Regions from separate parts of the Mus musculus genome. Here regions 1 and 2 are each linked to region 3. Evidence: chromatin loops called from intact Hi-C (ENCODE). Cell type or tissue: left cerebral cortex. All regions are shown on one strand. Each heading gives the region's core, and the rest is flanking DNA. Links, peaks and the distances in the headings are about the cores only.

Region 1 (8,022 bases), core at 1,976-6,975, 510 kb after region 3:
ATAGTAGTAAGTGTTCTTCTACTGAGCCATATGCCTGCCTAGCCCTAATAATATTTTAGCTTTAAATCATATTGTCAATGATCTAGAAAAATGTTATTTTATCTGCACTATGATTAAACATATGATTCAACATCTAACACTTTACTATGCAGAGTATACAGATAATGTAAATTTGTTAGTATAGTTAATTTATTTGAATATTAAAAAACACCCAGGATACAAACCATAGATGAAAAGAAGTTTAACAAACAGGAAGGCAGAAGAAGTGAAAATACTTTAGTCCCACTTGAGAGGGAGAATAAAATAATCAAGAAGAGAGAGGGAAGGAGGGACCTGCCTGAGAGAGGGGAGGGGGCATTGAAAGTGGAACAAGATTAGGTATGGGGGAGGCAAGAGAGAAGCCCAAAGGTCTAGGAGAATAAATGGAATTATGCAGTGTCTGGGAGTGGGAGGTTGGAGAACCCTCTAGAAAATACCAGAGACTTGGGAGATAAGAGACTCTCAGGACTCAGTGAAGGTCGCCTTAGCCAAAATGCTCAATAGTGGAGAGAAAGAAATCCTAGAATTAACCTCCAGTAGAAAAACAGGGCCTCAAGTGGAGAGATGGGGGTCACAAACCCACAGTCAGTATTTCTGACCAAGAATTGTTCATGTCTAAAAGAACTGCAGGAAAAAAAAAAAAAGCAGAAGAGACAGAAGGAAAGTTGTTCCAATGACCAGCACAACTTGGAATCCATCTAATAGGAGATGGGGAAGGTATCAAGGCCTGACACTATTACAGTTGCTATGATGTGTTTGCATACAGGAGACTATCATGGTTGTCCTCTAAGATGCCCTACAAGCAGCTGACTGTGACAGATGCAAATACTTACACACAATCATTGGACTGAAGTCAGAAACCTCTGTGGAGGAATTAGGGGGAGTATTGAAGAAGATGAAGGGAATGGCAACCCCATAGGAATACCAGAAGTCTCAACTAACCAGGAATCCTAACAGCTTCCAGACACTGAGGCACCAAACAGGCAGCACAAAATGGTTGATGCAAGGTCCCTGGCATATGTATAGCAGAGAACTAACTGGTTTCGCATCAGTGGGAGATGTTCCTAATCTTTGAGTGACTTAAGGCATCAGGGAAGAGGGATGCCCATGGGGGAGGGAAGAGGAGGATCCTATTGTAGGCAAGGGAAATGGGATAAAGAATTGTAGGGGCCTCCCGCCCACCCTGCTCCCCTACACACCTACTCCTGCTTCTTGACCCTGGCATTCCCCTGGACTGGGACATATAAAGTTTGAAATACCAAGGGGCCTCTCTTCCCAGTGATGGCTGACTAGGCCATCTTCTGATACATATGCAGCTAGAGATGCGAGCTCTGGGGATACTGGTTAGTTCATACTGTTGTTCCACCTATAGGGTTGCAAACCTCTTCAGCTCCTTGGGCGCTTTCTCTAGCTTCTCCATTGGGGGGCCCTGTGTTCCATCTTATAGATGACTGTGAGCATCCACTTCTGTATTTGCCAGGCACTGGCATAGCCTCATATGAGACAGCTATACCAAGGTCCCATCATCAAAATTTTGCTGGCATATGCAATATTGTCTGGGTTTGGCGGCTGATTATGTGATGGATCCCTGGGTGGGGTAGTCACTGGATAGTCCAGCCTTTCCTCTTAGCTCCAAACTTTGTCTCTGTAACTCCTTTCATGGGTATTTTGTTCCCTATTCTAAGGAGGAATGAAGTATCCACCCATTGGTATTCCCTCTTCTTGATTTTCTAGTGTTTTGCAAATTGTATCTTGGGTGTTCTATGTTTCTGGGCTAATATCCACTTATCAGTGAGTACATATCATGTGAGTTCTTTTGTGATTGGGTTACCCCACTAAGGATGATATCCTCCAGATACATCCATTTTTCCAAGAATTTCATAAATTCATTGTTTTTAATAGCTGAGTAGTACTCCATTGTATAAATGTACCACATTTTCTGTATTCATTCTTTTGTTGAGGGACATCAGGATTTTTTTCCAGCTTCTGACTATTATAAATAAGGCTGCTATGAACATAGTGGGGCATGTGTTCTTATTACCAGTTAGTTTTTGTTTGTTGGTTCGTTGACTATTACCAGTTGGAACTTCTCTGGGTATATATGCCCACGAGAGGTATTGCTGGATCTTCCGGTAGTATTATGTCCAATTTTCTGAGGAATCTCCAAATTGACTTCCAGAGTGGTTGTACAAGCTTTCAATATGACCAGCAATGGAGGAGTGTTCCTCTTACTCCACATCCTTGCCAGCATCTGCTGTCACCTGAATTTTTGATCTTAGCCATTCTGACTGGTGTGAGGTGGAATCTCAAAGTTGTTTTGATTTTGCTGATGATTAAGGATGTTGAACCTTATTAATCCTCTATTAATTTCTATTAATTTTTTCAGATGCTTCTCAGCCTTTTAGTATTCCTCAGTTGAGAATTCTTTGTTTAGCTCTGTACCCCATTTTTAATGGGGTTATTTCAATTTCTGGAGTCCAGCTTCTTGAGCTCTGTGAATATATTGGATATTAGTCCCCTATCAGATTTAGGATCGGTAAAAATCCTTTCCCAATCTGTTGGTGGCCTTTTTGTCTTATTGACAGTGTTTTTTGCCTTACAGAAGCTTTGCAATTTTATGAGGTCCCATTTGTCAATTCTTGATCTTACAGCACAAGCCATTGCTGTTCTGTTTAGGAATTTTTCCCCTGTGCCCATATCTTCGAGGCTTCTCCCCACTTTCTCCTTTATTAATTTCAGTGTCTCTGGTTTTATGTGGAGTTCCTTGATCCATTTACACTTGAGCTCTGTACAAGAAGATAAGAATGGATCAATTCCCATTCTCCTATATGATAACCGCCAGTTGTGCCAGCATTGTTTGTTGAAAATGCTGTCTTTTTTCCACTGGATAGTTTTAGCTCCCTTGTCAAAGATCAAGTGACCATAGGTGTGTGGGTTCATTTCTGGGTCTTCAATTCTATTCCATTGAGCTACCTGTCTGTCACTGTACCAGTACCATGGAGTTTTTATCACAGTTGTTCTGTAGTACAGCTTAATGTCAGGCATGGTGATTCCACCAGAAGTTCTTTTATTGTTGAGAATAGTTTTTGCTATCCTAGGTTTTTTATTATTCCAGATGGGTTTGTAAATTGCCCTTTCTATCTCAGTGAAGAATTGAGTTGGAATTTTGATGGGAATTGCATTGAATCTGTAGATTGCTTTTGGCAGGATAGCCATTTTTTATATTCATCCTACCAATCCATGAGCATGGGAGATCTTTCTATTTTCTGGAATCTCCTTTATTTCTTTCTTTGAGACTTGAAGTTTTTATCATACAGATCTTTCACTTCCTTAGCTAGAGTCACACCAAGGTATTTTATATTATTTGTGACTATTGTGAAGGGTGCTGTTTCCTTAATTTCTTTTACAGTCCATTTCTCCCTTGTGTAGAGAAAAGCCATTGATTTGTTTGAGTTAATTTTATATCCAGCTACTGCACTGAAGCTAAAACATGTGTCTTAAACATTAATTTTACTTGAAAATATATCTGTGCCTCATAGTTATTGTGTAAAAATGGTGGGCAAAGGTTTCTCCTGCCATTTGGATTCTGAATGTACATACATAACATTAAACTCATAATGCTTTCAGTCGTGGGAATATATTCGCCGCAGATATAATACCAATGACTTACGCTCTAAGATTAAGAATTGGCAAATAAGACCTCATAAAATTGCAAAGCTTCTGTAAGGCAAAGTACACTTTCAATAGGACAAAACAGCAACCCACAGATTGGAAAAAGATCATTAACCAATCCTGCATTCAATAGAGAGCTAATATCCAAAATATACAAAGAATTCAAGAAGTTAGACTACAGAAAAACAGTTAACTCTATTAAAATGGGGTACAGAGCTAAACAGAGAATTCTCAACTGAGGAAACTTGAATGGCTAAAGAAATGTTCAATAGCCTTAGTCATCAGGGAAATGAGAATCAAAATGACCCTGAGATTCCACCTCACACCAGTCAGAGTGGCTACTATCAAAAACCCATTCCACTTGTAGACACCAAACCCTGACACTATTGCAGATGCCACTATATGCATGCTGACAGGAGCCTGATACAGCTGTCTCCTGAGAAGCTTTGCCAGATCCTGACAAATACAGATGTGAATGCTCTCATCAACCATAGGACTGAGCACAGGGACTCCAATGGAGGAGTTAGGGGAAGGGCTGGAGGGGCTTTATTTGGCATCTTGGTCCTCTGACTGCTTGATGCCCCAATGTAGAGGAATGCTAGGGCAGTGAGGTAGAGTGGGTAGGTGGATGGGGAAGCACCCACATAGAAGAAGGGTAAGGGAGGATGGGATAGAGGGTTTGCATAGGGGAAATCAAGAAAGGGGATAACATTAGAAATGTAAATAAATAAATTATCCAATTAAAAAAAAAACACTACCATGGCAGTTCTACATATTTGTCTACTTTATCAAATCAAATCTGTTTTCTCTTCCTCTCCTTACAAATTCAATAAACAAGGACACTATTCTATCACAAATGTTTTGAGTGACTGCTTGAAATTATTAAATTTTGGAAAGTGTAGGAAAGCAAATATAGACAGAGCACAGAACTAATGGTTGCCATTGTAAACATAGAGTTGACCTTAAAAGGGGGGTGGGCTGGGGTGGTAGTTCATTATTTTACTGCATTAACATGGGAGTTTATAAGAAGTAATCATCTTGAACATAAAACAATATTTGTAAGTTGCTTTGAAGTTATGCACTTATCAAAAGAGAAATAATTCTAGCTGAATACTTTTCTCTGGATAGCAAATGCTATAGTGAAGATATGCCGTGAACAGATGGTGCAGAGGATGTGAGATGGCTTGAGGAAGGGAAGATAATATCACTGAACCAGAATAAATCCGTTCTTGAGCCTGAGGATGGAACAGCTCAGAGAAATAGATAAGAAGCCAACATTTTGAGGTTGAAATCATGGTGGTAACTGCTTTCTACACAGATAAGGGGCTGAGAATAACAAAAGATACCGTCTACAATTGAGTTTTAAGGTGTGTCAGAGGAAGTAATCCTTAACATAGGAAATAGCTGTACAGGGGAAATCCCAAGGAACTCTATTGGCCCATACAAGTAGGCAAATCTAAATAAATGCACATCTTTGAGTTCCATCAAGCATACCAAACTCTGCAGGCAAGGCTTGCTTAACATATGGCATGTGGGCATGAGACTCTTTTATATGTGTAGAAGCTATATGCAAAGTGAGGAGGAATGTGGTATTGAAATGTGATAATTGTCCTTTTGTGCTTGTTCTTTTGGGAATGCCTGTGTGTACCGAAGACTGATGTGGGTGAGAAATGGAGTAAGGGAAGGCCAGGCATCTGGTTCAAGTGCAAGCATCTGTGTTGACTCCAAAAATAGTTCTTATCTCTGTTTATTGATGTCCCTTGTATTGACGTATGAGGCTAACAAAAATCCAATAATTAAAATGGTACAAATGCTTAGACAATACATCAAGAGAGTTATACCATTGAGTAGGAAGTGTATATTTTAAAATAATTTAGCTCACAATTGAGATTTTGTGCTACAGAGTAGAGATATGTGATTTCTACAGGAAAAATTAAACTAATAAAAGTCAATTTAAAATAAAAATAAATCAATCATATTGAAATAATGCAGAGAAATAATATGCACAGGAGAAATACCTCCATGCTTATCACTGCTTTAGTTAATTTTTTAATTTTATCTTTTATCATGATTTTATTAATAAACATGCCTAATTAAAGAATATCCTTGGTAGATAGCAATATCACTTAAGTAACTGTAACTCTTCTGTTAAATTAGAAGATGGAGAAAAAGGAGAGTTAAAATCCTGAAAGGCAGAATTTGAGAAAATAAAACATGAAAACAATGTCTTTAAATAAAGCATTAGTAAAAGGAAAAATGAACATGGCCACCAAAAGTACTGATCAAGTACAATAAGCATATATGCAAGTTATTAAGAAATTGATTATGGGACTATCAGAAACCTCTTTATATTTAGTATTTTATTTCAATATTGCTCACATGTAGTTTAATACGTTTGATTGTGACAAACACCATTGTGAAATAATGTAAAAATAATTACCATATACATTTCATCATAGAGTTAAGCTTTTAAAAGTCATAGAAATACCTCAGATATTTTCTCTTAAAATTTTCAAGTATAAAGAAATCGCCATTTTATAACCAGAAATTCCACACACTAAACATTAATAAAATTAATAAATCATTCTTAATGGACAAATTAGGTGTTTCTCAAAATAGAACATATAAGTGGCCAACAGATGTCTGAAAAAAATGTTGAATAGCATCAATCAACAGAGAATTGCAAATCAAAACCATGAAATTTTACCTTACTCTGTAAGAGTGTCTATTATAAAACATTTAAAAAAACATAAAATAAAAACCAAAATGAATGCTGATGAACATATGCAGAAGGGGGAATGCTCATTCAGGGTTGTAAATTAGTATGCTCATTACTGAAAAGAGTATGAACATTAGTCACGAAAGTGAAAAAAAAATCCTAAGTTATGAGACAATAATTGAAATCTTGCAGAACTCTTCATAACAGACAGCAGATAAAAGCAATCTGATTACCCACTGATCGGTGGATTAATGTGTTTACTACACCACACAAACCATGTCAAGCATAGGTTCCATGACATGAAGTAGGCCTTAAATCAAATAAGTTATTGGTTTATTTCCACAAGATTTCTCCCACCATAGCATCGGTGTACCTTGCTGGCAGGACACTGCAGTAGATAAAGGATTTATTGGCCATTTAGTATTTATTGTTCTCTTATGCAAACATGCAGTGCGCATTCCTTTACCAAAGACACTTGAACATATGTGCAGAGATTCTGTACAGGCACCACCTCAACATCTCCATAATCAATGAGTTCTCTAGATGTTGTCCTCACCAATGGGGGTCTTCCTGGCAGTTTATAGAGATCAGTCTGTAGTCTTAACAGCAGCCTGGATTGTTTGAAACTTCTCATGAAGATCCCTTTGGAAAAAATCAATTAGACGCAACCCAGTGTCCATACTGGAAGGTTTGTTTGGGAACAAGAGATGTCCAGCTGGAGCTCTATCTCCCACATTATATGGCAATTTCATTTAGGTCATTTTTATGTGTATATATTTTACTACATATCTGTTATTTTACTTTTCCATACTTCCTCTTTAAATGCCCCATAATTTTAGCTGTCCCTCTCTATATTTCCTCCCAAACTACCTGCACCTCCCCCCTTCCCTACTTGATCCTTCCATTCCACATACCCCCAATCTACACGTAGCTCTCTATTCTACTTCTCTTTCTTAGTGAGGTCTATTTGTTCATTCTTATCTCTTACCCTAATATTCATACATCGTATTTCTAGGATTGTAGCTTATAATCTTTGACTTCCTAGATTTCATTTAAGTAGATTCATAGTATATGCATCTTTCTGAGTCAATAATACTCTACTCAAGATGATTTTTTTTCTAGTTCCATTCATTTGATACAAATCTCACTATGTCATTTATTTAACAGCTGAGTATTGTTCCACTATTTGGATAGCATGGGAATCTAGGGTAAAACCAAATATCACTTGTTCTCTTAAAAAAAAGTAGCAGTAAAATGGCTCCTAGTGACATTCTGCTATATTCACAGATCAGCCAACATTAGAGAAGCTTCCTCCTGAAACTAGTGCACACTAATTTACACAGACAAATAAGAATATAGTCAAATAAACCAAGTAGTTTGGGTTGTTTTTCTAGACAACTAGATTTAATCAAAACAAATTGCTCAGGGGTAAAGTTGATCATGTACAAGGTCTAAAGTTAACAATTCTCCATAGCCCTGTGTTCTATGCAGTGTCCTCCTTCTTGAACTGTGGGTATATAAGACAAAAAAATATCATATATCTTATTGGTCTGTGGGAAGTACCATATGTAGCCATCTTTTGGTTACAGGGT
Region 2 (8,022 bases), core at 1,976-6,975, 220 kb before region 3:
TGACTTCCTCTTTTCCAATTTGTATCCCCTTGATCTCCTTTTGTTGTCGAATTGCTCTGGCTAATACTTCAAGTACTATGTTGAAAAGGTAGGGAGAAAGTGGGCAGCCTTGTCTAGTCCCTGATTTTAGTGGGATTGCTTCCAGCTTCTCTCCATTTACTTTGATGTTGGCTACTGGTTTGCTGTAGATTGCTTTTATCATGTTTAGGTATTGGCCTTGAATTCCTGATCTTTCCAGAACTTTTATCATGAATGGGTGTTGGATCTTGTCAAATGCTTTTTCTGCATCTAAGGAGATGATCATGTGGTTTTTGTCTTTGAGTTTGTTTATATAATGGATTACATTGATGGATTTTCGTATATTAAACCATCCCTGCATCCCTGGAATAAAACCTACTTGGTCAGGATGGATGATTGCTTTAATGTGTTCTTGGATTCGGTTAGCGAGAATTTTATTAAGGATTTTTGCATCGATGTTCATAAGAGAAATTGGTCTGAAGTTCTCTATCTTTGTTGGATCTTTCTGTGGTTTAGGTATCAGAGTAATAGTGGCTTCATAAAATGAGTTGGGTAGAATACCTTCTACTTCTATCTTGTGAAAAAGTTTGTGCAGAACTGGAGTTAGATCTTCTTTGAAGGTCTGATAGAACTTCTCAAGGATAAAAGAACCTCTGGTGGAATCACCATGCCTGACCTAAAGCTTTACTACAGAGCAATTGTGATAAAAACTGCATGGTACTGGTATAGAGACAGACAAGTGGACCAATGGAATAGAATTGAAGACCCAGAAATGAACCCACACACCTATGGTCACTTGATCTTCGACAAGGGAGCCAAAACCATCCAGTGGAAGAAAGACAGCATTTTCAACAATTGGTGCTGGCACAACTGGTTGTTATCATGTAGAAGAATGCGAATCGATCCATACTTATCTCCTTGTACTAAGGTCAAATCTAAGTGGATCAAGGAACTTCACATAAAACCAGAGACACTGAAACTTATAGAGGAGAAAGTGGGGAAAAGCCTTGAAGATATGGGCACAGGGGAAAAATTCCTGAACAGAACAGCAATGGCTTGTGCTGTAAGATCGAGAATTGACAAATGGGACCTAATGAAACTCCAAAGTTTCTGCAAGGCAAAAGACACTGTCTATAAGACAAAAAGACCACCAACAGACTGGGAAAGGATCTTTACCTATCCTAAATCAGATAGGGGACTAATATCCAACATATATAAAGAACTCAAGAAGGTGGACCTCAGAAAATCAAATAACCCCCTTAAAAAATGGGGCTCAGAACTGAACAAAGAATTCTCACCTGAGGAATACCGAATGGCAGAGAAGCACCTGAAAAAATGTTCAACATCCTTAATCATCAGGGAAATGCAAATCAAAACAACCCTGAGATTCCACCTCACACCAGTGAGAATGGCTAAGATCAAAAATTCAGGTGACAGCAGATGCTGGCGAGGATGTGGAGAAAGAGGAACACTCCTCCATTGTTGGTGGGATTGCAGGCTTGTACAACCACTCTGGAAATCAGTCTGGCGGTTCCTCAGAAAATTGGACATAGTACTACCGGAGGATCCAGCAATACCTCTCCTGGGCATATATCCAGAAGAAGCCCCAACTGGTAAGAAGGACACATGCTCCACTATGTTCATAGCAGCCTTATTTATAATAGCCAGAAACTGGAAAGAACCCAGATGCCCCTCAACAGAGGAATGGATACAGAAAATGTGGTACATCTACACAATGGAGTACTACTCAGCTATTAAAAAGAATGAATTTATGAAATTCCTAGCCAAATGGATGGACCTGGAGAGCATCATCCTGAGTGAGGTAACACAATCACAAAGGAACTCACACAATATGTACTCACTGATAAGTGGATACTAGCCCAAAACCTAGGATACCGACGATATAAGATACAATTTCCTAAACACATGAAACTCAAGACAAATGAAGACTGAAGTGTGGACACTATGCCCCTCCTTAGAAGTGGGAACAAAACACCCATGGAAGGAGTTACAGAAACAAAGTTTGGAGCTGAGATGAAAGGATGGACCATGTAGAGACTGCCATATCCAGGGATCCACCCCATAATCAGCATCCAAACGCTGACACCATTGCATATACTAGCAAGATTTTATCGAAAGGACCCAGATGTAGCTGTCTCTTGTGAGACTATGCCGGGGCCTAGCAAACACAGAAGTGGATGCTCACAGTCAGCTAATGGATGGATCACAGGGCTCCCAATGGAGGAGCTAGAGAAAGTACCCAAGGAGCTAAAGGGATCTTCAACCCTATAGGTGGAACAACATTATGAACTAACCAGTACCCCTGAGCTCTTGACTCTAGCTGCATATGTATCAAAAGATGGCCTAGTCGGCCATCACTGGAAAGAGAGGCCCATTGGACACGCAGACTTTGTGTGCCCCGGTACAGGGGAACGCCAGGGCCAAAGGGGGGGAGTGGGTGGGTAGGGGAGTGGGGGTGGGTGGGTAAGGGGGACTTTTGGTATAGCATTGGAAATGTAAATGAGCTAAATACCTAATAAAAAATGGAAAAAAAAATAAAAAAATAAAAAAAAATAAAAAAAAAAAGAAGTCTCTTTCTTTTCATTTTTCTCTCATAAATTATATCCAGACCACAGTTTTACCTCTTCACCATACTCTCTGGCTGCTCTTTTCTAATGAGAGACATTAAGGGGTGTGTTTAGAGGGAAGAGAAGCTGTGGGGGAACAGATAAGTCTAGAGGAAAGAGAAACTATAATCAGGATGTGTAAAAGAAACTATTTTAAATAAAAGGAAAGGGTGAAGAAAATAAATAAAAATTAAAAAATTAAATAAACATCATCTATAGAGTAGTCAGATGTTGTACCAAAGTGTGTATCTAAATGGCAGAATGATGTTGAGAGGCAGTTGTAAGAGAAGGAACCATGAGATTATGACAATTTTAGGATTTGAATATTAGTATTAGAATTTAGGATAATGCTTTTAGAATCTAGGATTATTAAAATAATTACATGAAATCCTGCAATAGAACATATTAACTAGAGGTTATATTCTGACTTAAACAGAAATCAAAATGTGCAATTTATGCATTTAATATTGTTTTCTAATTTTTTTTCTTTTGAATAAGAAATGGTGTTCAGGCTATTATAAATAAGGCTTCTATGAACATAGTGGAGCATGTGTCCTTATTACCAGTAGGAACATCTTCTGGGTATATGCCAGAACTGAGGAACTGCCAGACTGACTTCCAGAGTGGTTATACAAGTTTGCAATCCCACCAGCAATGAAGTGGATGCTCACAGTCATCTATAGGATGGAACACAGGGACCCCAATGGAGGAGATATAGAAAGTACCCAAGGAGCTGTAGTCGTCTGCAACCCTATAGGTGGAACAACAATATGAACTAACTAGTACCCACAGAGTTCATGTCTCTAGCTGCATATGTAGCAGAAGATGGCCTAGTCAGCCATCATTGGGAAGAGAGGCCCATAGGTCTTACAAACTTTATATGCCCCAGTACAGGGGAACACCAGGGCCAAGAAGTGGGAGTGGGTGGGCAGGGGAGCAGGGCAGAGGGTGTGGGGAGGTTATAGGGAACTTTCGGGATAGCATTTGAAATGTAAATAAAGAAAATATCTAATAAAGTAAAAATTACAAAAAAAAAAAAGAAATAGTGTTCAGAGCTGTATCAATGATTCAGCTAGTAAAATAACTGCTATGCAAGCATGAAGATTTTAGGCCTTATCTTCAGCACAAATGTACATGACCTTTGTAGTCAAGGCCCTGGAAAAGATAGGAGGATTCTCTAGAGTTAGTTTTCCAATTAACCCTTGGCAACAATGGGTTAGTGGTTCAATCAGGAGCACTTTCTTAAAAAATAAGTTGGAGAGATATCAAGGTTGATAGCCATTATTAACCTCTTGCCTTCACAGCGTAGGCACACGTATGTGAACACACTCATGGACACTGGAGTACTCCCTTACAAACATACATAAACCAAGCACACACACACACACACACACAAACACACACACACACACACACGTATACATATATATGTGTGTGTGTGTGTGTGTATATATATATATATATATATATATATATAATAAAATAAAATAAATATTGAATCCATAGTCTGGGTTGGAGTTGTTAAAATTAAGGATAATTCAATGCAATTTAGGACTAAAAATATACAGGCTATTAAACATACTAAATTGAATAGTAAACTCATTTGCACCCAACAAGCTCCATGGCTGATAGTAGAAGACTGACTTCCAGGCACCTAGAGTGAGAGTATTAAGCCCACACCCACAGTGACATACCTACTCCAACCAGGTCAGACCTATTCCAACAAGGCCACACATCCAATTGGCACCACTCCCTAGTCCAAGAATATACAAACCATCACAATGTTTATCATAATTTTTTTTACCTTCTCTTATAAGTATCCCATATCCCACCTAGGGATTCATCCCATATAAGGTTACCAACCCCAGACACTGTTGTGGATGCCAAGAAGTACATGCTGAAAGGATCCTGATATGGCTGTCTCCTGAGAGGTCCTGCCAGATCCTTACAAATACAGAGGGAGATCCTTGCAGCCAAACATGATGGAGCAGAAAATATAAAATATTATACAATTCTAAAAATGCCTCTTGATTTAAAACTGAGATCTCCAGAGATAATTATATAATAGCTTAACCGACAATTGCATTTATTTCAGAAATTCCCAAAATTCTTCCCAGTAAGCACTTATTAAGATTCTGAATTCCTTCCTATATTTTATTAGGGAATACTCATACACATAGATATATGTTAATAGAATCTTTTAGGAAATCTACACACACAACTACTACTCAATTCAAACTGTAAAGCATGTTAACAACCAATAGACTCAGCCCCGTGAAACCAAAGCTGAGCTTAGTCACTCATGTTGACTGGGAGGATCAACAGCATATTTCTATAGTAACACTGGAGCTGGACACTTCACTAGTTAAATAGTTAAAAATAAAGAAGGTTCAAAGAACTTAGCATGAACAAAGCTGTAGCAGGGTGATATGCCTCAACTCTAAATGTTCTGAGAAAGGAGGAAGCAAGGTTTTCCTTGTAAAGCAATTACCTTCAACAGTCAAAATAATTTCAAGCACAAAATGTACCATCATAAATCATGCTGAGTGCTGTTCCATAGCTTCAGAGTCTTGAAAAGCTTGACACGTGTTTGGTTTGGTTTGATTTTGTCAAACATTGCACACTGCCCAACATAGTAAAATGGTTGTCTTAATTCAATCTGGAAGGATTAATGCAGTACAACATATGAGCTATGCTCATCCACCAAGACTCCCAATCATAAGCCAGACAATAAACACTATTCTGTTTAGTAAAATAATTTAAGGGTCCAAAGCTATCATATAAATACAGCTAGAGTATTATGGGAATGTTAAAAATGTCTATCACATCTCATGGAAAGAATAAGGTTGTAATTACTAAACCTGTTGTATAATTCAGAGCCATTCACGGACCATATTGAACCCACAGACTCTTCTCCAGATTTTGACCTCCTGCCAAATCTATTCAGAAAATGTATAAAAGATGCCAGCTGCTCACCACTTTCAGAGAAACCCCTTGCTTCTTGAGAGTCCTTCCCTTCTTATCATATTTCCAGCTTTCTTCAAGAAGAATGTGATCTGCTCAGAATCTAGGTCTGTTTAGCACAGTCTTTGCTTCTATGCTATTCTGAAAGTCAAAGGAGAAAATTCCCAATTAAACAAGAACATGTGCAGCTATGCTTCCAAATGTGTCACATTAGCTTAGATTCGAGTATAAGTCAGAAAACCTGTAGTCAACCTCCTACTTACATCTGTGAATAAGCACATAAGCAACCGCAGGGTTGTTCAGGCTAAACAGATGGATGGTCCTGTCAGGAGCAGATTGCAGTAAAGCGATGATGTAGGATGTAATGCCACCCCCTCTGAACTGAGAAACATATTCAGCAGCAGGAAAAGAAGCCTTCTAATGTAGCTATTCTGTTGTAAGTCTTCACATTTGACTATTTCAAAGGAAAGGTTAAATCCTTGTGTTCTCCTACCATAAGTTTTTTATTTGTTAGTTTCATATTATTTTATCCATTCCTTTTGTATTCAGAATATATTGTATATAATTTATTCATTATAAACATACTCTATGCTTCTGTATTTATAATCACAATATATCATTAACTTAATTGATTAATTGGAAGTGATAATATAAAAATTATATGATCCATTTTAGTTTAAACACACCTGGTTAATGCATGTTATGATAATTTAGCCAAGAGTCTGATAATTACTTTACATAAAAATTATAATTTCAGACATGTGATAAATCCTCATGTCCCAATAACTATAATACTGTTCCTTTAAAAACTCTTTATGTATTTGTGTGTCTATGTGTCCATATGTGCATATATGAGATCCGGGAGCTTTGCCTCTCCTAGACCTGGAATTATAGGCTGAGACACCCAAGGTAAGTGCTGAGAAAAGAACTGAGGTCCTCTCACAGATCAGTATTTGTTCTTAATTCCTAACCGTTCTCTACAGCCCCATTGGTCTTAAAAGTAAATATGACATGGTAATCTTGTAGTTTTTATGATGTTAATGTAATTGCTTACAAAAGATAGGATGTTACTAAAATTGGACCCTTTCTCATGTTTTACTTCAACAAGAATATCTTTATCTGTTAAGTCTTTATCTGTAAGGTAAATTTTATGAAATGAAGCCTGTCTGTCATAATTTCATCTTTAGAAGGTATTTGCATTAAATAATCTTATATGAAGGAAACATTTTTTAAATGGGAATGCAGGTCTGTTTGTATTAATTGTAAATCTTAAGTGCTCTTACTACATCCCCCCAGCCATTCTCCTCACTCCTGTCACATGTATCTGTCAAAAGCTTCAGTATTTCAGTAGTCTAGAGAAATGAAGAAATATTTAGGTGATTTTTGTCCTCAGCACTCAAGTACATTTATGCTTGTCGTTATAGTTTAGAGATAAAATTCCTATGTATTAAAGAATTTACTGGATGATACTTCTTTGAGAAGTTAGACCATGAAAATGGCATAATTGCTTTTCACAAGATTTCCTCCAAAGCTTTATGCTGTGATGAATAAGAAACTGATGATGGTATTTTTATTTTTATTTATTTACGGTCTTCTGAACATGTAATTCTTTTAGAATTCTATGAAGAAACATCAAATTAAGTATTTAGAAAGCTAGCAGTCATTATACTGCAAGTACCTTCGTGGTCTTATCATTTACATGCTTTTTAAGGAAACATCTAGATGCTTTTAGAAAAATAATGAGAATTTCAATATATATTTGCTTTAGGTGAAGAAAATAATAATGTCTACCTGGGCTATAGCTTCAACTTAAGATTTTACAGTTACCTTTCCAGTTTGAAAAATCATCACTAAACTATCTTATGATGCTGTGTATGCCTGTTATGATCACCAACAGAAAGTGGAGAATTTGAATAAATTATTTAAAATCAATTTATTTAATTTAAACTGTTTAACAAGTGTCTCTTAAGCAATGATATCTGCTCAGGATTGAAAGAATTTTGTGACATATAACCAGAGTATGTATTCAGTTTATGGGGAAATGTAGATGTTCAATTAAAAGTGTTAATAAGATCTTAAGCTAGATTGATGGTATATATCTGTCATCTAAGTCCTTGAGAGGTTAACGTAAGAGGATTCCAAGTTCATGATCACATTGTAGTATTAACCAATACACTGTCTCAGAAAAAATTGAGGAGTTTTGAAAACCCATATTAAAGGCATGGCCTGATTTTTTCTTGCCCCTTAAAATGGACAAGGACAACAGCAAAAGACTGCCATGACTGCTGAAGCAAAACAAAATATGACACAGGGAGTGGAGAGTTATTCAAATTATCCAAAAGGCAAAGGGATTGAAGATCAAATGATAAGAGGTTTACAGAATGTGTCTTGAAGTATATGCGGATTTGTGTTT
Region 3 (8,022 bases), core at 1,715-6,714:
TGTAGAAGAATGCGAATTGATCCATTTCTATTTCCTTGTACTAAGGTCAAATCTAAGTGCATTAAGGAACTCCACATAAAACCAGAGACACTGAAATTTATAGAGGAGAAAGTAGGGAAAAGCCTTGAAGATATGGGTACAGGGGAAAAATTCCTGAATAGAACAGAAATGGCTTGTGCTGTAAGATCGAGAACCGATAAATGGGACCTCATAAAATTGCAAAGCTTCTGCAAGGCAAATGACACTGTCAATAAGACAAAAAGACCACCAACACATTGGGAAAGGATCTTTCCCTATCCCAAATCGGTTACGGGACTCATATCCAATATATATAAAGGACTCAAGAAGGTGGACTCCAGAAAATCAAATAACCCAATTGAAAAAATGGGGCTCAGAGCTGAACAAAGAATTCTCACCTGAGGAATACTGAATGGCTGAGAAGCACCTGAAAAATGTTCAACTTCCTTAATCATCAGGGAAATGCAAATCAAAATAACCCTGAGATTCCACCTCACACCAGTCAGAATGGCTAAGATAAAAAATTCAGGTCACAGCAAAATCTGGCAAGGATGTGGAGAAAGAGAAACACTCTTCCATTGTTGGTGGGATTGCAAGCTTGTACAACCACTCTGGAAGTCAGTCTATTGGTCCTCCAAAAATTGGACATGTTACTACCAGAAGATCCTGCAATACCTCTTCTGGGCATATATCCAGAAGATGTCCCAACCGGTAAGAAGGACACATGCTCCACTATGTTCATAGCAGCCTTATTTATAATAGCCAGAAGCTGGAAAGAACCCAGATGCCCCTCAACAGAGGAATGGATACAGAAAATGTGGTACATTTACACAATGGAGTACTACTCAGCTATTAAAAAGAATGAATTTATGAAACTCCTAGGCAAATGGATGGACCTAGAGGGCATCATCCTGAGTGAGGTAACCTAATCACAAAGGAACTCACACAATATGTACTCACTGATAAGTGGATATTAGCCCTAAAACTTAGGATACCCACGATATAAGATACAATTTGCTAAACGCATGAAACTCAAGAAGAAAGAAGACCAAAGTGTGGACACTTTGCCCCTTCTCAGAAATGGGAACAAAACACCCATGGAAGGAATTACAGAGACAAAATTTGAAGCTGTGATGAAAGGATGGACCATCTAGTTATTGCCATATCCAGAGATCCATCCCATAATCAGCTTCCAAATGCTGAAACCATTGCATACACTAGCAAGATTTTGCTGAAAGGACCCAGATATAGCTGTCTCTTGTGAGACTATGCCGGAGCCTCGCAAACACAGAAGTGGATGTTCTCAGTCAGCTATTGGGTGGATCACAGGGCCCCCATTTGAGGAGCTAGAGAAAGTACCCAAGGAGCTAAAGGGAACTGCAACCCTATAGGTGGAACAATATGAACTAACCAGTACCCAGGAACTTTTCTCTCTTGCTGCATATGTATCAAACGATGGCCTAGTCTGCCATCACTGGAAAGGGAGGCCCATTGGACTTGCAAACTTTATATGCCCCAGTGCAGGGGAAGGCCAGGGCCAAAAAGGGGGAGTGGGTGGGTATAGGAGTGGGGGTGGGGTGCGGGTGAGGGACCTTTGGGATAGCATTGGAAATGTAAACGAGGAAAATACCTAATAAAAATTTTTAAAAAAAGTTTTATAAGGAAGGAACCACATATGCTGTCACAGTATAATAGTTGATGTAACTTCCCACAGTACAGAAATCATTTTTAAGGTTATAATTTAAGAAATCTGTTTCAATGGTGTTGTGAAGAATATAATTTACAGCTATTGTTTTGTAGACAATTATAATCATCCTCATATACCAACATGTCATGGAAGTGCTCACTTTTAACTAGCTGCCATTGTTCTCAGAAAGGATATAGGTATTACTTGCTTTTTCAGTCCCCATAACTCCCATAAGACATTTTATTGAATTGCCTTAGGCCTTTGCCAGGGGCAATTACACTTTTTTCTTAGCTTTCATATTAGTTTTCTCTCCTCTGTTTTCATTAGGAACAGGCAATTATGGGATTATTAGTTTTCTGAAATTCCTATAAGAAAGAGGGCATCTGATAGAAAAGCACACACAGCAAAAGGCAGGAATTACAGCAGAAGATTTCATTTATACCCTAAAGGGAAAGATGATAGTATTTTAATTTACTATAGACAGGTTAAAAACTTCTCTGAGAAGGGCACTAACTAAAATCATGTTATTAGTAGATATGAAAACAGAGAGTTTCCTATATCGCTGCACCTTAAAAGGAAACATAGACAATAGATTAGAAATGGAATGATAAATCCCTGACAATAAATTCAGTTCCTCAGGGTTTCAGCTGAATGCATACCAGACTTATTAGGTAAGAATGACAAAATGTCTGCAAAGATATTTGAGAAGACACAGATACAAGAACTTTGAGAAGGTAAGTTTCCATAGTTCACAAACTTCATAAAGGCAAAACAAACTCAATGACCTCTTTCTAAGAATTTCTTCAGAGTAAAGCATAAGGCTGAGTCTAGCATGCATTGTTCTTGTTCCTCATCCCAGTGATCTCTAACCTTGACTGGTAAACACGCTCCAGCCTTTACCCTTTACACAATGTCTGTACTTCTACTGATGCCTGCTCACATATTCATTGCTTCACTGCACAACAGGTCTGACATGTCTTTCCTTTACTTATCTTCCTAGTTTCAAAGTTTCTATGAGAATCACTTTGTGACTTTTTCTCCAGACATTGTAGAGGGAAATCATACTGCATTCTTACAGTGTTGTGATAATTAATATTCTTCACTCTGAACTATATCCTGAATTCCATTACTGAAATGAGATTGTATCCTATTAGTTAACTGTTTCTAAAATTTCAAATGCTTTTTCATTCCTAGTTCACTGGTGAATATTCATTATTCAGATTAATAAATGTTTGCAAGTAACTTCACTTTTTATTATTTTTAGTGTTTATTCATTTATTAACTCCTGTCGTGAAAATCCATTTTTTCCATAAGTTTATTATTTGAAGACTTCTGAGTTCATTCCATGTGTTCAGTCATTCTAATTTGATTGCTTTTGAAATTTTGTGTTATAATCTCTTTATAATCTGTTTGTTCCCATACCAAATCTCATGAATAATTTTAAAGATTCCCTTCTCTTTATATGTATTTACATTTATCTGACTGGTATCTTATCTACATATATGATGCACCCTTTACATACTTCCACACTTAAACGTCCCTCTTTCTTCCTTGCAAATTTTCTTAGAGAAATCCCTCACCCTCTCCTCCACTTCCTTGATAACTGTCCTCTAATATTCTGGCTCATTTAGCAAGTCCTTCACAAATTAGAGTTCTTTCCACAAATATTTCTTTTGGAAATGTGTATCAGTGTTTCCACAGCACCTATATGACTAAGAAATGTTTTAAAGCTGTCCAAATTTGCATCTTGTTAGATATAGTGGCATACAAAAATGTTTGTGTGTGTGTGTATGTGAACATGAATGTGCACATGCCATGTCAACAATGTCATTGAAATGGCAAAGGAGAATACCAAGAACCCATCTCTATTGCAAACCACTCTAATACCTTGAAAGATTCTCTCATGAACTTACAGTTCTAGGATTTTCTTTCAGCTTGACCAGAGGCAAGCAAGTCCCAACAATATATACAAGATCATAGATATTGTGAAAATTCAATGAAATACTATGATGGGAAATATTAAGCAAATTTAACTGGTTCCAGTATGTGGCCTAGCTTCTTAATATGTCTTCACCACCCAAATAAACACACACACACACACACACACACACACACACAAATATTCACACACACACACACACACACACACACACACACACACACACACACACACACACACACACTCACACACTCACACACACATACACACCATGGCAGATTGTTAGAAAGGGCTCCCTGAGCTCAACTCAAGATGCTGGGTACATGCTCCACAGGTTTTAGCAAAGCAGTAACAAGAAACTTCTAGTCTTCAGCCCCTCCTCCACTCTCCAAATTTCATATACAAATTATTACTGTTGAATGCAATGTTTGGAAAGCTATTTTTTTCCCAACATTTTCCATCTGTTTACTAAATGTGACCTCCTGTGTTCTACTTCTTGCTTTACTGACTGACCATGAAATACATCTTGTCAGTTCTCTTTCCCATTTTGCCTAGGCAGCTGTCAGGTACCTGGAACAATGCTGGCCTTTGCTTTGGCTGCTTTTCCCTCCTGTGGGCTCCTCTCTTCCCCTCTACTGGCTGCCAAGGAGAAGCACATTTATTGGCCAGGCCCCCAGACAGATGCCTGCCCTACTCCCTTCCCCCTTTCTCTCCAGCCAGAAGTCACCTGCCAAGGGCTGGTGTTTGCTGCCTCCCCTGTCCACCTCCTCACACTGCTTCTGTTCAGCTCCATTTTTGCACCCTCTTCTGAAGTTCTCTGGTTTTGTTTGCCAGCCTGGCATACCAGCAGTCTCCAGCTAGCTCCTGCAGTTCTCTGGGCTCTGGATTCCCTTCAGACCCCCAGGCCTCTCTAATTTGCCCCCAGCATGCTGCCCATGTCAGCTGTTCACATTCATAATCCCCATTACCACCTTTGAGGTGGTGAGTGCTCCCACTTTCCTCAGCTTCTATCCATGTTCTACTGCTGTCTTCTCTCCAGTGACTCAACCTTTTTTCTCAGATGTAGTAAAGACCACATCTTTGGAACCCCTGCATTTTGATGAGTGTTTACCACTCATTTGATGAGGGTAGTTTCATTCTGGCTTTGACTGGTCTCCTACCAAAAACCTGTGCCTATTTCCTGAGCCTATAATGTTTCTGTATAATGTTTCTCCTGGGAGACAGGAGGCCACAGACTTAAGGGACCCTAACAAAGTTTTTGATGGCAGAAATTTGCCATCTCGGTCTTACAAACTTGGTGAGTCTGGATAACTGACCCAGACTACCAAGCACCACACAGGAACCTGGGTGTACTCCTGATTTCCAGCACTAGGGATCTTTTTGAACATCTTTAACTAAGATGCTGAATACCCTTCAGGACCAGGCCCAGACTGCTCCTCAGCTTCCACACGGGTCCACAGCCCAAGCCCCACCCAAGTTCTGGTTGGGGAGGGGCGCACTTGTTTTTAGATGCCTGGGCAAGGGGCAAGAGAGGTGTAGCAAGAATCGATTTTCTCTAGTGCTAGGTACCAGACATCTAGATGAGGGACAGGTAATAGGGAAAAAGAAGAGTTCGTCACGAACTAGGGCCTTTCGCAAGGGCCCGGTACCCAATCCAGTGTACCAGTATCTAAAAGGCATCCTTGAGTCTTCTCCTTTAAGAAGCGCGCCTGCGTGTGTTTCGGGTGAGTGAGTATGTGTGTGTGTGTGTGTGTGTGTGTGTGTGTGTGTGTGTGTGTGTGTGTGTGTGTGTGTATGGCCGAGCGCGTGCGCGCGCGTGTGTGGTTTGAGTGTGTGTGCGCGCGGGGCCCCCAAGATCCCCGCAGACCCCGGGAAGGAGGAGTTATGTAGATTACCGATGAACATTCTGGAGGGGAGCAGAGAGGAGGGAAGGAGCAGTGGAGGCAGTGAGCTGGGAGCGGCTGAGGCCCTTCCCGCAGAAACTGGGGGCACCGGCGGCGTAGGAGGTGGAGAAGGCGGAGGACGCACGGGCTGGAGGCGGCGGCTGCGACTCGGCGGCGCTGGGAATCGGAACCGCGGGTGAACTTGGGCGCCACGTTCCGGGCGACGGCCGGGTGAGGATGGTGAACACTTGCCGCCGCTGACCCTGCCTTTCCTCTGTTTCTCCCCGGCTGCCGAGCCTGGCGCCCATCCCCATCCCTGGACGGGTGGGTGAACCTGCAAGCTTTTACCCACCCCAGGACTGGATTTTTTTTTTTTTTCTTTTTAAAAGGAAACAGGGAGTGGACATTCGGAAAGAGGGAGAAAACGCAGGGGAGCTCGTCCATCCGTTGAGGCACAGTTCACTATGATCTTACTCGCATTCAGCTCTGGAAGAAGGTTGGATTTCGTGCATCGTTCGGGTGTGTTTTTCTTGCAAACCTTGCTTTGGATTTTATGTGCTACAGTCTGCGGAACGGAGCAGTATTTCAATGTGGAGGTAAGAGTACCATGCTTCCATCCTCTTGCTCGGCTGCTCCCTGGAACCTTTCCTTCACTTCTTGGATCCTTGAGGCTCAAAGCACATTGTTTCTCTTTCCAGTCAGCAACCAAAACCCTTGTTGAGTTTGCCAGGGTTCTAAGTGATGGATGCCTGGAGACCAACAATCCGTTATCCCCAGCTGCACAAAGCACCATGCTGCACGCTCAGAGACACATTGTAGCAGACCGGTGCTGCTTAGCCAGGAAAGAGGCAAAGCTCTATGTAGAGCAAATGTGTAGTTTTATAAGAAAGCTTGAGTTTATGCTGCATACATAGCTAGGGAAACCACATTGATGGTTGGCATCATGTGCCTGGGTATTGTTCCTGCAATATTTCTCCTTGTGGTCTGTGTCTAACAAAGGGAGGTAAAAATCAAAGAATCCAAGGAGAGTATGGGAATACTTGATATGCTTAATAACATCACTTTGTGATAAAACACTCAAGCAGACAGTGTCTTTCTATTAGACCTAACTTAATACGCTGTAACTAGATCTAACTGTACAGAGCACATGAAATCTATCTCCTCTAAGAGCCTACTCTCTCTCTCTCTTCCCAAGAGACTGGAAATAAATGTGGCCCCTTCTAATAGTTTGGAGTTGTGTTTTAAATTTGATTTCACACTGACATGACAAAGCCTAGACATCTTTGGTTGCCATTTGTTTTCCTGTGGTGCCTTTGGGAGCATATAGCAACAGCAGTGGGCAACTTAAGGAGAAGGACTTGTCAGACCTTCGTGAAAGTGCTCTTCCTGTCATCAACTGAGCTCTAAAGCTGGTCATGTGCAGTGAGTCGAGAAAAGCTGTGCACACCTGGGCTTTTTGTTGCACAGTTCCTTACACTAAAATTGCACTTAAGGTGGGGGGTGTGGGAGGGTCTGGGTAACACAAACTTCCCGTAGTTATCACAGCTTTATATATCTCAAAAAGAATTACCAGTGAATTAGCACCGATTGGTGTGGTTCTTTGCGGTTGCAAAGAACTGGCTCTTGTTCCTATTGTGTTAGGAGCTCCTGTTTACACAATAGTTGGACCTGTTGCACACGGTTTGAACATGCTTCATGGAACCAATTTATAAGCAAAGTGTTCATAATAAGTGCCAGGTGTGGAGGTAGAGTCTTCTATGGACTGTACTTTGGACTCCATATAACGGGGCAGAAGCAACGTATTTGAAAAAGTAAAAGCCAACATCACAGGAATTAAGGAAGTTTGCAGATGTTAAGTAGGGATATGTTTTAAAGAAACCACAATTTGAAAACCACACAATGGATTTTTTTTTTTTTTACATAAAAGCAGCAATGGAAAGCAGCTGAAGGTCCAGACTTTTCTGGATGACAAAGTTGAACTTTTGGAATTAGCTGTCATTATGGATTGTGTACTAACATTTAAATGAGTAGATAATTTAATTGCAATAGAGGAATGACTAGTTCATAGGCTGAAGGAATGAAACTGGCAAGCTGTTGTTAGTAATGCTATATACAGAACAGGCTGTTGCTTGGTGGTAGAGGATACTGTGATGTGGGGTGAGGCATAGTAAGTCCTGGTTAGCATCTTGCTTCCTGTGAGAATCTGAGGCTGAGTGGATAGCTGCCTGCTAGGAGAACTCTTAACTTACCATTGCAGGATTAAATGACATCAATGTTTTGATGATTATTAGGTTTGTTTTGTGAGGCTAAATCTAGGTTAGATTGTATTACTTTATATTGGAATCTCTCAGTCAGTTCAACCGGATATTGTTACCTGAAAGAGGTTGAGATACTTTTATAAAGATGATTTCTTCATTGCGTTTCAAATATCTCCTTCCATCTCTCAAGGTTTATGTGAAGAATAGTTTGCAGAGCCACTTTTCCAATTTTAGGGC

The links. A loop is a pair of places that touch in the nucleus more often than their neighbours do. Peaks named below come from ENCODE experiments on the same cell type or tissue, not always from the same donor. Only the 100,000 strongest peaks of a DNase experiment are listed, where the experiment ranks them.
Region 1: it touches region 3 in a loop (5-fold over the local background); 3 of 42 quality-filtered maps call a loop at or near these places.
Region 2: it touches region 3 in a loop (9-fold over the local background); 4 of 42 quality-filtered maps call a loop at or near these places.

What each region holds. Positions count from the first base shown.
Region 1 is chr4:18,360,816-18,368,837 of GRCm38, forward strand. No RefSeq gene overlaps it. Among named protein-coding and RNA genes, the nearest start is that of Mmp16, 510 kb to the left of the region's middle. In left cerebral cortex, for the core only: no CTCF peak of the experiment used is centred there; DNase peaks (open chromatin) are centred at 4,247, 4,929 and 5,239; H3K27ac peaks cover 2,259 bases.
Region 2 is chr4:17,630,440-17,638,461 of GRCm38, forward strand. Gm30092 (predicted gene, 30092) reads right to left here and starts at 5,752. Exons shown (of 3, transcript NR_168595.1): 1 at 5,622-5,752. In left cerebral cortex, for the core only: no CTCF peak of the experiment used is centred there; DNase peaks (open chromatin) are centred at 5,016, 5,188 and 5,887; H3K27ac peaks cover 1,425 bases.
Region 3 is chr4:17,847,730-17,855,751 of GRCm38, forward strand. Mmp16 (matrix metallopeptidase 16) reads left to right here and starts at 5,563. Exons shown (of 11, transcript NM_001379519.1): 1 at 5,563-5,758; 2 at 5,917-6,123. The coding sequence starts at 5,992. In left cerebral cortex, for the core only: CTCF peaks have their summits at 4,354, 4,995 and 5,763; DNase peaks (open chromatin) are centred at 4,403, 4,753, 4,805, 5,549 and 1 more place; H3K4me3 peaks cover 2,194 bases; H3K27ac peaks cover 2,701 bases.